Regions from separate parts of the Homo sapiens genome. Here region 2 is linked to region 1. A link is a contact called in ENCODE POLR2A ChIA-PET data. All regions are on one chromosome and are shown on one strand. The core of a region is the stretch at or near the end of the contact, and the rest is flanking DNA. Distances in the headings are between cores, read along the strand shown. Region 1 overlaps SDK2 (sidekick cell adhesion molecule 2). Region 2 has its middle 140 kb from the start of LINC00469.

Region 1 (5,830 bases), core at 2,299-4,798:
GCAGGAGTATGGAGACCAAGAGAACATGGGGGCCTGTGCCCCCCACCTCCCAGTTCTCAGAATGAACACAAGGATCTGTCAGAAATGTTATAGAATGTTCTGAAGGATGTGAAGTCAGCTACAGGTCTTAATACTGTATTCTCTGCACAGTCTGAAATTGCATTTTGCTAGAAATCCAAGTCATCGTGCCCTAGGTCGTGCTGCGATTTTGCAAGAGACCAGGGGCTCCGAGGGGTTGTGGTGCCACGCAGGCTCACACAGCTCTGAGGGTCAAAGACTTCTGGTTCTCTCCCAGGAGGGGGATTTAGAATCTCACTTTCTCTCCTTTTATCCCACTCTCTCTCTCTCTGCCCCCACTGCTGATGGACAAAGACCCCTCACCCAAGTTCAGCCTCTGGCTCTGTCCTCTCCTTTCCTGGCACTTTCTACAGAGAACCATGATGAAGCCAGCGTCCTCTCTCTGGCAGGGTCAGGGACTGCTCTGACCAGTGTGGAGCACGCCCCAGGGCCACTCAGAGGCCTCCAGGAGGCCAGGCTATGGCATAGCAAGGCTGGGGCCCGCCTCTGTGGCCCCTCCTTGCTGGACGCCCAAGTCCCCCTGGGAGAGGTGCCCTGGGGGGACCCCAACACCTTGGCTGGGTGTGTGCTTCCCTAGTTCCCCTGTGGCCTCTGCTCACATGGTAAGTGGAATGAGCACGGCCTCATGGAGGCCTGAGTTTGAGCCTGTGACCTGCAGAGGCTTTCCCAGCCTCAGTTTCCCCACCTTCCCTCATGGCCAGTCATGCTGCTTCCCAGCAAGTTAGGGTGCAGTGAGAGGGTCCCTTGCCCCCACCCCAGCTCTGTAAGGCCTACCCACTCCACGCTCCTCCTATTGGGACCCACGTCCTTGCCAGCTTTGGAGCAGGCAGTCCAGCCCAGCTTCTGCCCGGCCCCTGCCCCTGCAGCCAAGCTGGAGGGAGTCGCCACCAGAGCCCAGGGTCAGATGAAAGTATCTCCCGGCTCTGGGCTTGGACAGAAACTGATGCCCAACTCTGCGTGGGGAAGGGGAGAAGCAGGACCCCAACGTGTGCTGATGGTCACAGAGACTGTAAGTACCACAGACACTTTCCCTGTCTCAGGAGGGAGCCCACATTACCCATCAGCCGCCAGGGAAGTCTCCCCACAGTACAGTTGTGAATTAAACATGTGGCCTAATGAGTTGATTTTATTAGTTTGCAAACGCATTGAGAACTCGTTATGAAAATAAACAGCAATTCCTTTCACCCCCGCTGCAGCCTCTTCAAGCGAGGAAAGATAAATGCAAGTACACCACAGTGGTGGCCCAGCTGCACCCGGGCTGCAGGCCGGCCCCCCACGGTCCCCCACCCTCACGGGGTCCCTGTGACCCAGCTGCACCTGGGCTGCAGGCTGGCCCCGCATGGTCCCCTACCCTCATCGGGTCACTGTGACCCAGCTGCACCTGGGCTGCAGGCTGGCCCCGCACAGTCCCCACCCTCACCGGGTCCCTGTGGCCCAGCTGCACCTAGGCTGCAGGCTGGCCTCCCAAGGTCCCCTACCCTCACTGGGTCCTTGTGGCCCTGCCGGGGTGAGGGTAGAAGAGGAGGCCAAGGGAAGGGAGTTCTGCAGCCGACAAGCCCAGGGTGGCAGCCTGAGGGTCCCGGCTTCCCCATTCTGACCCCTTCAGAACTTGGGGGCGGTGGCAAAATGAGAAGCCCAGAGAGCCAAATAATAATAATAATAGTAACAGTAGGCCAGGCGAGGTGGCTCACACCTGTAATCCCAGCATTTTGGGAAGCCCAGGCGGGCAGATCACAAGGTCAAGACTTTGAGACAAGCCTGACCAACATGGTGAAACCCCGTCTCTACTAAAAATACAAAAATTAGCTGTACCTGGTGGTGCGCACCTGTAGTCCCAGCTACTCAGGAGGCTGAGGCAGGACAATCTCTTGAACCCAGGAGGCAGAAGTTGCAGTGAGCCAAGATCGCGCCATTGCACTCCAGCCTGGGTGACAGAGCGAGACTCCGTCTCAAATAATAATAATAATAATAATAGTAATGGTAATAATAGCAGCCTACCAGATGTTTAGTATACACCAGGCTCTGTGCGACATGCTGTCTGATCTGCCACCAACCCTGTGGGGTGGGAAACACGGTCCCATTTTATAGATGAACAAACACACCAAGGTCCTGCTCAAGTTGATGCGGGAGGAATGAGGAGCACAAAGCGGCACGAGAGATTTTCATTTCAGGAGACTTTCTCCTGCAGCGCTAAGTGAGGCCCGGGTTAGAGACAGCAAGACTAGTTTTCCCTGAAAAAGATCTCCATAATCCTGTGGCTGGGCAGGGGGCAGGAAGATGGACAAGCTGACCTTTGGAGGAGCCAAGGGGCCCTCCACGACTCCAAGCCCCGTCTCCCTGGAGACGCCAATGAGCAGCCGGCTCACCTCGCTCCCTCCCCCTCTGCTCTCCCCACCCCCGCCCTCCAGGTCCCCCTGGCCCCAGGCCCCTGGAGAGAGATGGTTCCAGGCTGGCGGAATTAGCCGTGAAGCCAGCAGGACAGGCACCGTATTGTCACGCTCTGCCATCCGTGCTCTCTTTGGAAAGGATGTTCTAATCCCATTTCATCCGCTTTCCATGGCTGTCAGCTGTTTGCAGGCATTTGGGAGGCAGGTTTCTGAAATCGGAGCCACTGTGCGGCCCCACCCCCACCCCCACCCCCAGCCCCCTCCCCCTACATATGCTCATCCATCAGTCTTGCTGGCCGGACCCCTTTGTTGGCCGGCCAACCCCCATCCAGTGGCACGTAGGGCCTCACGCCCCTCCCAGCTGCCCCACCTCTTCTATTTTGGGTCCACAGCAGGACAGGCCTGGGATGCCTCAGCCAAGCCCCCTGCGATGAGGAGGGGGACAGGGAAGGGGGAGCCGTGGAGAGGGGCCTCTCAGATTCCACAGGGAAGGAATTAGCCAAGTGTCAGCTACTTTCTGCAAATGAAGAGAGAGAGAAGGAGGACCTTTGAGCAGTCAAAGGACCAGTGCTCCTTAATTCAATTTATCTTCCACAGTGCAGCCAGAGAGATCTAGCTATTAAAACAAAAACAAAAGAAAACACCACTGCTCCTCACCCCTTTGGAGTACGAGATCTGGACAACAGAGTCCAGTTTTCCCAGACTGGCCCACTGGGCCTCCCTGCCGGCCCCTGCCCTTCCCCAGCCCTCGCTCCCTCCCCCTCCCCTCCCACTGCTGTACTTCATACTCAGCTGCTTTTCATTTCCCAAGCATGCCAGGGCCCTTGCAGCCTCTAGGCCTTTGCCCTGGCTGCTCACTCACTTAGCCTGGAAAGTACCCCCACCTTCTGTGGCAGGCCTGGTTCTTGCCTCGCTTTACAGTTAAGTGCAGGAAGGGGTCTCGCTCTTCCAGAAAGCTTCTCGAACCCGAGGATGGACCACGTTTCCTGCCCTGCCTCGGTTTCCTAAAGGACTTGATGACACCTCTTTCTTAGCCCTTGATTTAAACATCATATTGGATTTACCTGCTTATACTCGTTTCCCCCTAGATGACTGTGAGTCAGGCTAGACTGGAGGTTGGGGAAACATGTCCTGGGCATGTTTGAAAGACACTTTGTATGTTGGGTACACAGCGACACAAAGATGGGAACAAAAGACACTGGGGGACAAGGATTGAAAAGGGGGAGGGAGGGAGGGGCATAAGGATTGAAAAGGCGGAGGGAGGGAGGAGCACAAGGATTGAAAAGGGGGAGGGAGGGGGACAAAGATTGAAAAGGGGGAGGGAGGGGGACAAAGTTTGAAAAGGGGGAGGGAGGGAGGGGCACAAGGATTGAAAAGGGGGAGGGAGGGAGGGGGACAAGGATTGAAAAGGGGGAGGGAGGGAGGGGGACAAGGATTGAAAAGGGGAAAGGAGGGAGGGGCATAAGGATTGAAAAGGCGGAGGGAGGGAGGGGGACAAGGATTGAAAAACTACCTATCAGGTACTAGGTTCCCTTTTTGGGTGACAGCATGGTTAGAAGCGCAAACCTCAGCATCACACAATATATCCAGGTAACAAACCCGCATGTGTGTCCCCTGAATAGAAGATAAAAAAAAAAAAAAAAAGAAAGTTTGTAAAGGCTGCTCCTAAACTGATGTTTGAATCGTGCCTGACACAGAAGAAAGTGCTCAGTAAGTGTCAGCCACCTCTAGGTTATTATTTTTCTCATTGTCCTTGTTTTTATTTTTCAACTCTTTGAACCGTGCCTGACACACAATGAGTACATACTTGATGTTACAACTGTTGACTTCAGAGTCTTAGATAGATCTAGCAAGAAGATAACCTCAAACATCATTGACTTTAACGTTCTGCTGTCATTGATGATGCATTTGAGGCCCCAGAAGTAAAGTAAGTTGTCAGAGGCCCCTGAATTGGCCACTAGCAGAGCTGAGTCTAGAACTGGGCCTCCTGATGTCCCAACGAAGTATGAGTCTCTGCCCGGATGCCCTCCTCACCATAAGCCCTAGTCCCAGTGGAGCTATATGCTCCTGAGCTGCAAAGCAAGTCTCTTTCTAGGTTTCTCTGCAGAGTCCAGGTCTTTGCATAACACTTAGAGAACATCAGGGATAAGACAGGTCCAGTGTTCTGTTCGGCTCACCAAAAAGAAGGGAGACACAGACCTTCTCCCCAAGCCCCGTCCCTCCCTCCATCCCCAGTCCTGTTCCTGTCCACCACACGTGACCCCAGGGTCTGATGGTGGTTGCGGTGGAAGTTGTTCTGGAATAAAACTCTCAGCTAGGTGATGCCCAGGGTGAGGATGTGGGAAGACAGAGTGATGCACAAGCTGGTCCGACAGCCCACTGGAGGCCACGTTTTTAAACCAGAGTCATGTGAAATAAGCAACACACACACACAAGTATACATGCGCACAAATATATACACACATACATAAACATATACACAAATACACATACACACAATAACATACAACACATACACACAACCACATGTGCATTCACACATACATATATGTACACACAGTCACATACATATATACACAAATACACATGCATGTGACACACATGCCTACACATGCACATGAACACACAACCCAAATACACGTACACACGCATGCATGTAGACACATATGCATATACACATGAACACACATACACACACGTACACACACATACATACTTCTTCCCTCTGCATCTGAGCTTGACAGTGTGCATGAAGTAGACATATGATCCAGTTTGTGGAATCGGTACCTCCTCTTCCCCAGAACATCAGGAAGCGACCAGAAAGGCAAGCCACTTGCATGCTACCTTGCAAACTGACCTCAGGGCACTGTGAACCTTGTGCTCGGCAGCCCCAGGCATCCCGGTGCTGCTTGCCTTCCCCACCCTCTCCCCGCCTGTCTGAGCTAGACAAATTTCCACCCCCGGCTCCCCACCTCAACAGTCTCCCCAGCCCCAGCTCAGCATCCCACACACACATGCAGGCTCAGGAAGGAGAAAAAAACAAGAGGGAAAGAGGCAAGCAACGGTGATTTCCTTTCACTTGGGCAGGCTGACCGTGGCCTCAAGGACCACTGTCGCAATGCTTAGGCCTGAGCACGCATTTGTCTTTGTTTGGTTTGTTGCTTTGGTTTGTTTCGTTCTCCTGGCTGAATTACCACGTGGCAGCAGATCCTTTTTCTGGAGTAATGGAATCTTAGTCCTGGGTGTTTGGGGCTGAGAAAATGAACGTTCCATGATGCTATAAACGAAGGAAGATAAGAAACTAACTAGTCCAGCTAGTTTTTGCAGAATGCTGTGAGAGTTACAGGATAGGAAGCCACTTTCCT
Region 2 (6,290 bases), core at 3,027-5,526, 360 kb after region 1:
CCACCATGCCTGGCTAATTTTTGTATTTTTAGTAGTGATGGGGTTTCACCATGTTGGCCAGGCTGGTCTTGAACTCCTGACCTCAGGTGATCCATCCACCTTGGCCTCCTAAAGTGCTGGGATTACAGGAGTAAGCTACTGCACCCGGCCAACTTTCTTTCTTCCTGTCCGGAATGCTGTCCTCTGATACCTCAAGCCAATACAGTTGTAGCTTTCTACCACCTCAATTTATGCACAGATTTGGGAGTTCCAGGCAAAACGCTTCCAACTCACAAATATCATTCATGCGGTCTCACAAGGGCAGACTCACCTCTGGTTTCTGCCTACTTTTGGGTATTCCTCTGTGCTGTTTTGTGTTTTGCTCAGAGTTTATAATTGTCATCTGTGGAAGACTTACTGTGACCAAATTACTACACTACTACCAGAAGGCAGTAGCTCCCACCTTGTGTTTTTATTTTTTATAGTAAACTGAAATAGTCACTCAGTTTGTGTTGCTGAAGACTATTAACATTAAGGCATATCATCTTAGGAGGAGAAGCTTCTTGATAGCATAGAGGAAACGCAAAGCCTGGCCTCATACCATTAGCTGTCAGAGTCCAAAGTCATCAGTACCTCTAGGTTACAGTTGTCAGTGATTACTAAGGAACACAGACTATGTAAGAGGAAAATATCACAGTCCTAACTTGACCTAACCTTTCCTTCAATTACCTTCAATCCCTAGAAACAACTTTTGCTTTCTCTTCCATGGAAAGAAATGTTAGAGCTTGAGAATCGAATCAGCATTGTTATCATACCCACCCCCATTGTTATACCCACCCCCCAAAATTCTCCTTAAACCACCTCCTTAAATGCATAGATCATGCTCATACAGAAGCCTAACAGTTCAGTAGTAATCGGATGATAGATGTGCATGCGGGTGCTCAGAAGGCATATTGCATATGGCAGGGGGTAGGGAACCCAGTCTTGCCATTTTTTTAGCTGTGTGGTCTTGAGAATTTTTTTTAACTGCTCTAAGCCACAGTTTTCTCATCTGTAAATTTGGGATAATAGTATCTATTTTGTAGGGTTGTTAAGAAAGTTAAATTTTTAAAGTATAGAAAGTACCTATCATACTGTTGCTAACAGAAGACTCTCAAGAATTCTGTTTCCTCCCCTGCTTCCTTAAGATCTGTATACAATGCACTTGAGGTCTCTACCATTAACCACTTGAAATTCCAGTTGGAGGAAAAGTCTTACCAGCAAAAAGAAATTCCCCAAATTTATCCACATCAGTAATAGTTGTCTAGATACTTGTCACTCACCCAGAGTGACCCTGAACATGGCATCTTCAGTTCAGAATTTCTGAGGACTGCTTCAATTTCCTACAGTTTCATGGAAACTATACTTCATAGGATTCCTGGTGCAAGACCACTTTTCAATGCAGTCCTCCAATTTACAGGATCATCCAAGAAATAAGTCCCTTTAAATCATCTAGTATCCAGATGAGAAAACCTGTGACATCATAACTTCCATCGTCACTTCCTTAGGCTAATGAATTAATGCTGTTTGCATTCACCTGTCCTAAGATGAAATTCATGCAAACCTGATTGCATTGCCCCCAAAACTGGACAAAAGCTTCCAACCTGCCCAGGGCTTTTCATTCATTTTATCTTCCATAAAAGGCAACCATCGTTGAACCACTTTAGTGCCCACTGAGAAAAGACCTTCCAAGGTGTTGGATCTACCAGTGAACATCTGCTTCTCAGAATGTCAAGCAGTTATTGACTTTTTGCTTTGTGCGAGCACATTGCAATGTTCTGTTTCTTATCATGGGCACTTCGCCTAAAGTGTTGGAGCCGTGCTTATCCACAAAATGAGAGGTGGCCCTGAGGCTCTAATTACTTACCACTGAAGAACAATGTCATCGCAGGAGGAACAACCCACAAACTGTCTGCACAGGAGTCCAGCTGCTCCCCAACTATCTGTGCAAGCCTGTCCCTACAAACTACCTGCACAAGGCTATGGGGGATTTATTTCTAATGATGAACCAGTCCCCGGGACCCATGAAGGAGACTTGCCTTTAGTGCTTAGAACTAAAAATCAGATGTTTGCCAGTGAGTGCAGACAGGCAGTACTGAATCCTTCCCTGAAATGCCTCCCTGCTCATTGCAGATTAGGTTGAGCCACCCTCATATTAAGTTATCACTTGGATTCATTCACTCATTCGATGCTTATTGAGGGTCTACCTGTATAAAGACAGCAGTGAACAAAATAGCCACTGGCCCTGCCTGGAGTAGCTTATATTATAGTGCAGTGAGACAGATAATAAACAAATGGATAAATATAATATCATGTAGTGATAAGTGCTGAGGAAGAAAATAACAGAGAAGCCGAAGACAGGTGCAGTGCCTCAGGCCTATAGTCCTAGCTGAGGCAGGAAGATCCCTTGAGCCCAAGAGCTCAAGGCTGCAGGTGAGCTAGGATTGCACCACTGCACTCCAGCCTGGGCAACAGAGTGAGACCCTGTCTCTAAAAATAAAGAGAGAAAGTAAAGAAAATAATAGAGTAGGATCAAAGGCTAGAAAGTGAGGGAGTCAAGGAGTTATTTATTGCAGAGTGCTTAAGAAACCCTTCCCAGTAAGATAGTATTTGAGCAGAGACCTGAAGACCATGCACACACCTTAGAGAAGTGTGTCTGGTGGAGGCTGCAGTAAGGGCAAATGTCTGCAGCAGGAGCATCCTTGTTGAATTTGAGGAATGACAAGGGGAAAATGAGGCAGGAGCAGAGAGAGCAGGAGGCAGGGAGGCAGGAAGTGAGCCCAAGAAGTTGAATGAGGCCAAATCCTGTAGGGCCCCTCCTTCAGCTGATGCCGAGGCAATAGCAGCAACTTCCTAGCAGGCATCCTGGCTTCCAGTCTTGCTTGCCTCCAACCCATTTTCCGCACAGGTACTGGAGTGAGCTCCCTGATGTAACCAGGTTGCCTTCCTATGTAACACCCTCAAATGCTTCCATTCCATTGAGTGCAGGATCAAGCTCAAGCTCCTTAAGCTGTACCACAAGGGCTTCCTTGAAACTGGCGCCCCCTCCAGCCTCTCTTCTCTGTAATTTATGCCCCAGCACAACCAAGCTGCCTGAACTTGCCCCACTGCATGGAGCTCCTTCCTCTCCCAGCCATCACTCACGGGCCTCCTCTGTCTGGAAGGCACACACCAAATTGATTCAGCCAGTGACTCAAGAGTCAGGACCATAGAGGCCATTCAAGGTCAGTTACTGGGTGAACAAGGAGAAATCTATCCCAGGCACTGATAATAGGCATAACCAAGAATCAGCTCTAAGGATGCTATTAGGATCCAAAACCAAGGTAAGAAGAGGCAGATGCTCACACTGCAGGAACTGGTTAATTCCATCAGGGGATGTTTCTTAGGACAGGAACAACAAGTGTTGACTGAGTGCAGGCTTCTCATAGAAGACCCACTACACATCACAAGACATACAAAACACTGTATGTATGTGTTTTCTCTAATCCTCACAGCACAAATTATACAGATGAGATAAATGAGGTTGCCCAAATCCTAAGAAGCAGAGCTGGGATCCAAACCCCAGCAAATGCGATTCCACAGTCCATACTCTCATGCCTTCCAGAGCCGGGTAGGGAGGCAACAGCAGCATCAAAGATTGAAGGGTCCAGTGGCCGTGCCCTCCATGGAACCAGAGCCACCCACACACATGCATGCACTCGAAGAGGCAGCTACAGGGAAGGGACTGAAAACAAGCCTTGGTACCACCTGCCTGTGCTCAGTTCCTGGGTCTACATGGGTTAGCTCATGGCCTCTCTGTGCCTCAGTTGACTCAGCTGTAAAAACGAGGCAATTATTACTGGCACATAGGATTAGAAGAGTTAATTCCTGTAGAGCACTTACACAATGTCTGGTGCATGTTAAGTGCTCAATTAATGTTAGCTACACTAGCAAGACATGGCAAAGTCACACGAAAGTCCTCTTCCGGTCCACCCTGCTGGTCCGAGATCACTAGCACAGTGGTGGCAAGAAGTGGCCTGAATTTCAGAGAGCACAGGGTCAATATTTACCAGAATTTGCCTTTATTCTGCACTGGCCCGAAGAGGTGTTTTCTGGGGAGTCAACCCACCGCTTTGTGCAACCCTAGAGTGTGTCTTTGTGAGGAGGCTTCACCCTGCCCCACTCCTTTCCTGCTGCTCATTTTCATGTTCAGAGATGGCCACAGCGGTCACTGCTAGTTTAGTTCACTTCCTCTTCATTGTAAACTCCAAGTCCCAAACCTACCAGCCCTCACTCTCCTGAGCCGCTCAGCAGCCCAGCTGATTTCATCACAGCCATAACTCTCTAGAATAGCTGCCGTTACGCAACAGCTCCTAGCGCAAAACTGGTACGACTGTGTCTACTGCAATGTATTCATCAGTTTCCACAGGCATTTATTTAGTGCCTACTGTGTGTGTGTCATATAGATGCCTACTGAGCAGTCTCCCTCCACCATGCACCCCCACCATCACTGCAGACACGCTTCATTGTCATCCCTGAGTGGGAGCCATCTCTTTAGAGAGGGTATGAGATGTTTTGCCCGAGTTTGAGATAGTCCTCTCCTGGTGCCCCTCTGTTCCGTCCTCTCATCCCACGTCACCTGCTTGGGCTCCTCTCTGGCTCTAGCTCCTGCAGGGTGTCTCTTTTGCCTGGGTAGGAGACGTCCTCTCCCTCCTGATGCAGCCTCTGCTGTCTCTCCAACAGTCTGTGCTCAGCCTGGAGATCACCCCCAAAGGGGTCTGCTCCCTCGTCTCATGCCTACTTAACTGATCTGCCTCCAGCCATCACCGTCTCGGGTCTTCATGTCCCTGATGCTCTGTAGCCACCAAGAACATGTCCTGCTTCATAATCTCCTGTTGTTTTTTAAGCATTCCCTGTCACCACTCCCATCCCTATCTGTTGGGTATTTCTGCATCTCTGAGTTTCCTTTTTTTTTGAGACGGCGTGTCACTCTGGTGCCCAGGCTGGAGTGCAATGGCACGATCTCGGCTCACTGCAACCTCCACCTCCCGGGTTCAGGTGATTCTCCTCCCTCAGCCTTCTGAGTAACTGGGACTACAGGCATGCCACCAGTCCTGGCAATTTTTGTATTTTTAGTAGAGATGGGGTTTCACCATGTTGGCCAGGCTGGTCTCAAACTCCTGACCTCAAGTGATCTGCCCACCTTGGCCTCCCAAAGTGCTGGGATTACAGGCATGAGCCACTGCACCCGGCTTTCCTTCTCTCTTGAACACTGAGTTCTCAGCCATCTGTCCATTCATAAATCTTGCTACCCTCCTCGCCACTGCCCATCCAGAAGTCTACCAAACAATTCTAAGAACAAGTATTTTCACATCCAACTCCACATTTCCTTCCACGGCAGCTCCAGACTCTCAGACAGGTGGCCTTTGAACCCCAGATTCATGGGTATTTACAGACAGGTATCAACTCCACCATGAATCTAGAGTCTTGAAAATGAAAAAGAAATTTCAAATTGTGCCTCTGCTTTCAACTAGTATCACATTTCCGCTTTGCAAGAAACAGCAAGTGCAGCGTGGGTGACCAGATAGTGACCTGTCATTCCACACTCCTCCTGCAATGTCCATCAAGCTGGCTTCAAGTGAGTCTGCATATCATCTTTGCTACTGTGAAGATGCCACAGAGCTCTTGAGGGTACACAATAGGCATTCAGCCACACTCCTGCGCACATGGGTGCCTACAACTTCCCCATCCTTGTCTCAGGCTTATTTTTCTGTGGTATTAAAGGATCACAAAGAATTTCTAAGTCAGTCGAGTTCTTTGTTGCTATCATTAGTTGTAGTGCATGGAGGGGGTAAACAATGCAGCTTGTTCTTTTGCCTCTCCAGTTCCAGAGATTTATTTACTAGAATTTTTTTTTTTTTTTGCCATTGAGTTGGAAGAAATCAAGAAAGACTAATTACTTTCTTTTTTAGCTGAGCCTAAAGCTGGATACAAGGGTAAACCTGGGAGATTTACATCTGAGTGGCGGTTTTATGTCTCAGCCTGGAGGCGGTAGTTGAACCCACTGTGTCTTTGCATTTGTTTTTGGAAAACTGTGAGCATCACCCCCAGCATGGATGCCTGAGTGGCAACCAAGACCCTAATCTATAGCATGGGGTCCCCATCTGGACAATGATGCACCAATGAGTGCCGAGTAGAAGTGGATCCTATCCTCCTATGCTCCTCAGGATAGGCCACCCTGTGCTGTGAAAACAGACCACAAGAAACCCCAAAAGCTAAGTAAATGCCATGAT

The links. ChIA-PET counts read pairs that join two places held with the same protein, here RNA polymerase II (POLR2A).
Region 2: POLR2A ChIA-PET joins it to region 1 with 10 read pairs in activated CD4-positive, alpha-beta T cell. The contact joins two enhancer-like sites. POLR2A ChIA-PET finds 5 or more read pairs at or near these places in 2 of 52 experiments (H1 and activated CD4-positive, alpha-beta T cell).

The regions. Positions count from the first base shown.
Region 1 is chr17:73,610,888-73,616,717 of GRCh38, forward strand. All of the region lies in intron 1 of SDK2 (sidekick cell adhesion molecule 2), which reads right to left. Among named protein-coding and RNA genes, the nearest start is that of SDK2, 31 kb to the right of the region's middle. RefSeq lists an enhancer at 1,152-1,688. Within about 2 kb of position 3,549, at least 2 of the 41 ENCODE cell types and tissues checked have a DNase peak (open chromatin) inside an H3K27ac peak, as active enhancers do.
Region 2 is chr17:73,965,814-73,972,103 of GRCh38, forward strand. No RefSeq gene overlaps it. Among named protein-coding and RNA genes, the nearest start is that of LINC00469, 140 kb to the left of the region's middle. Within about 2 kb of position 4,277, at least 3 of the 41 ENCODE cell types and tissues checked have a DNase peak (open chromatin) inside an H3K27ac peak, as active enhancers do.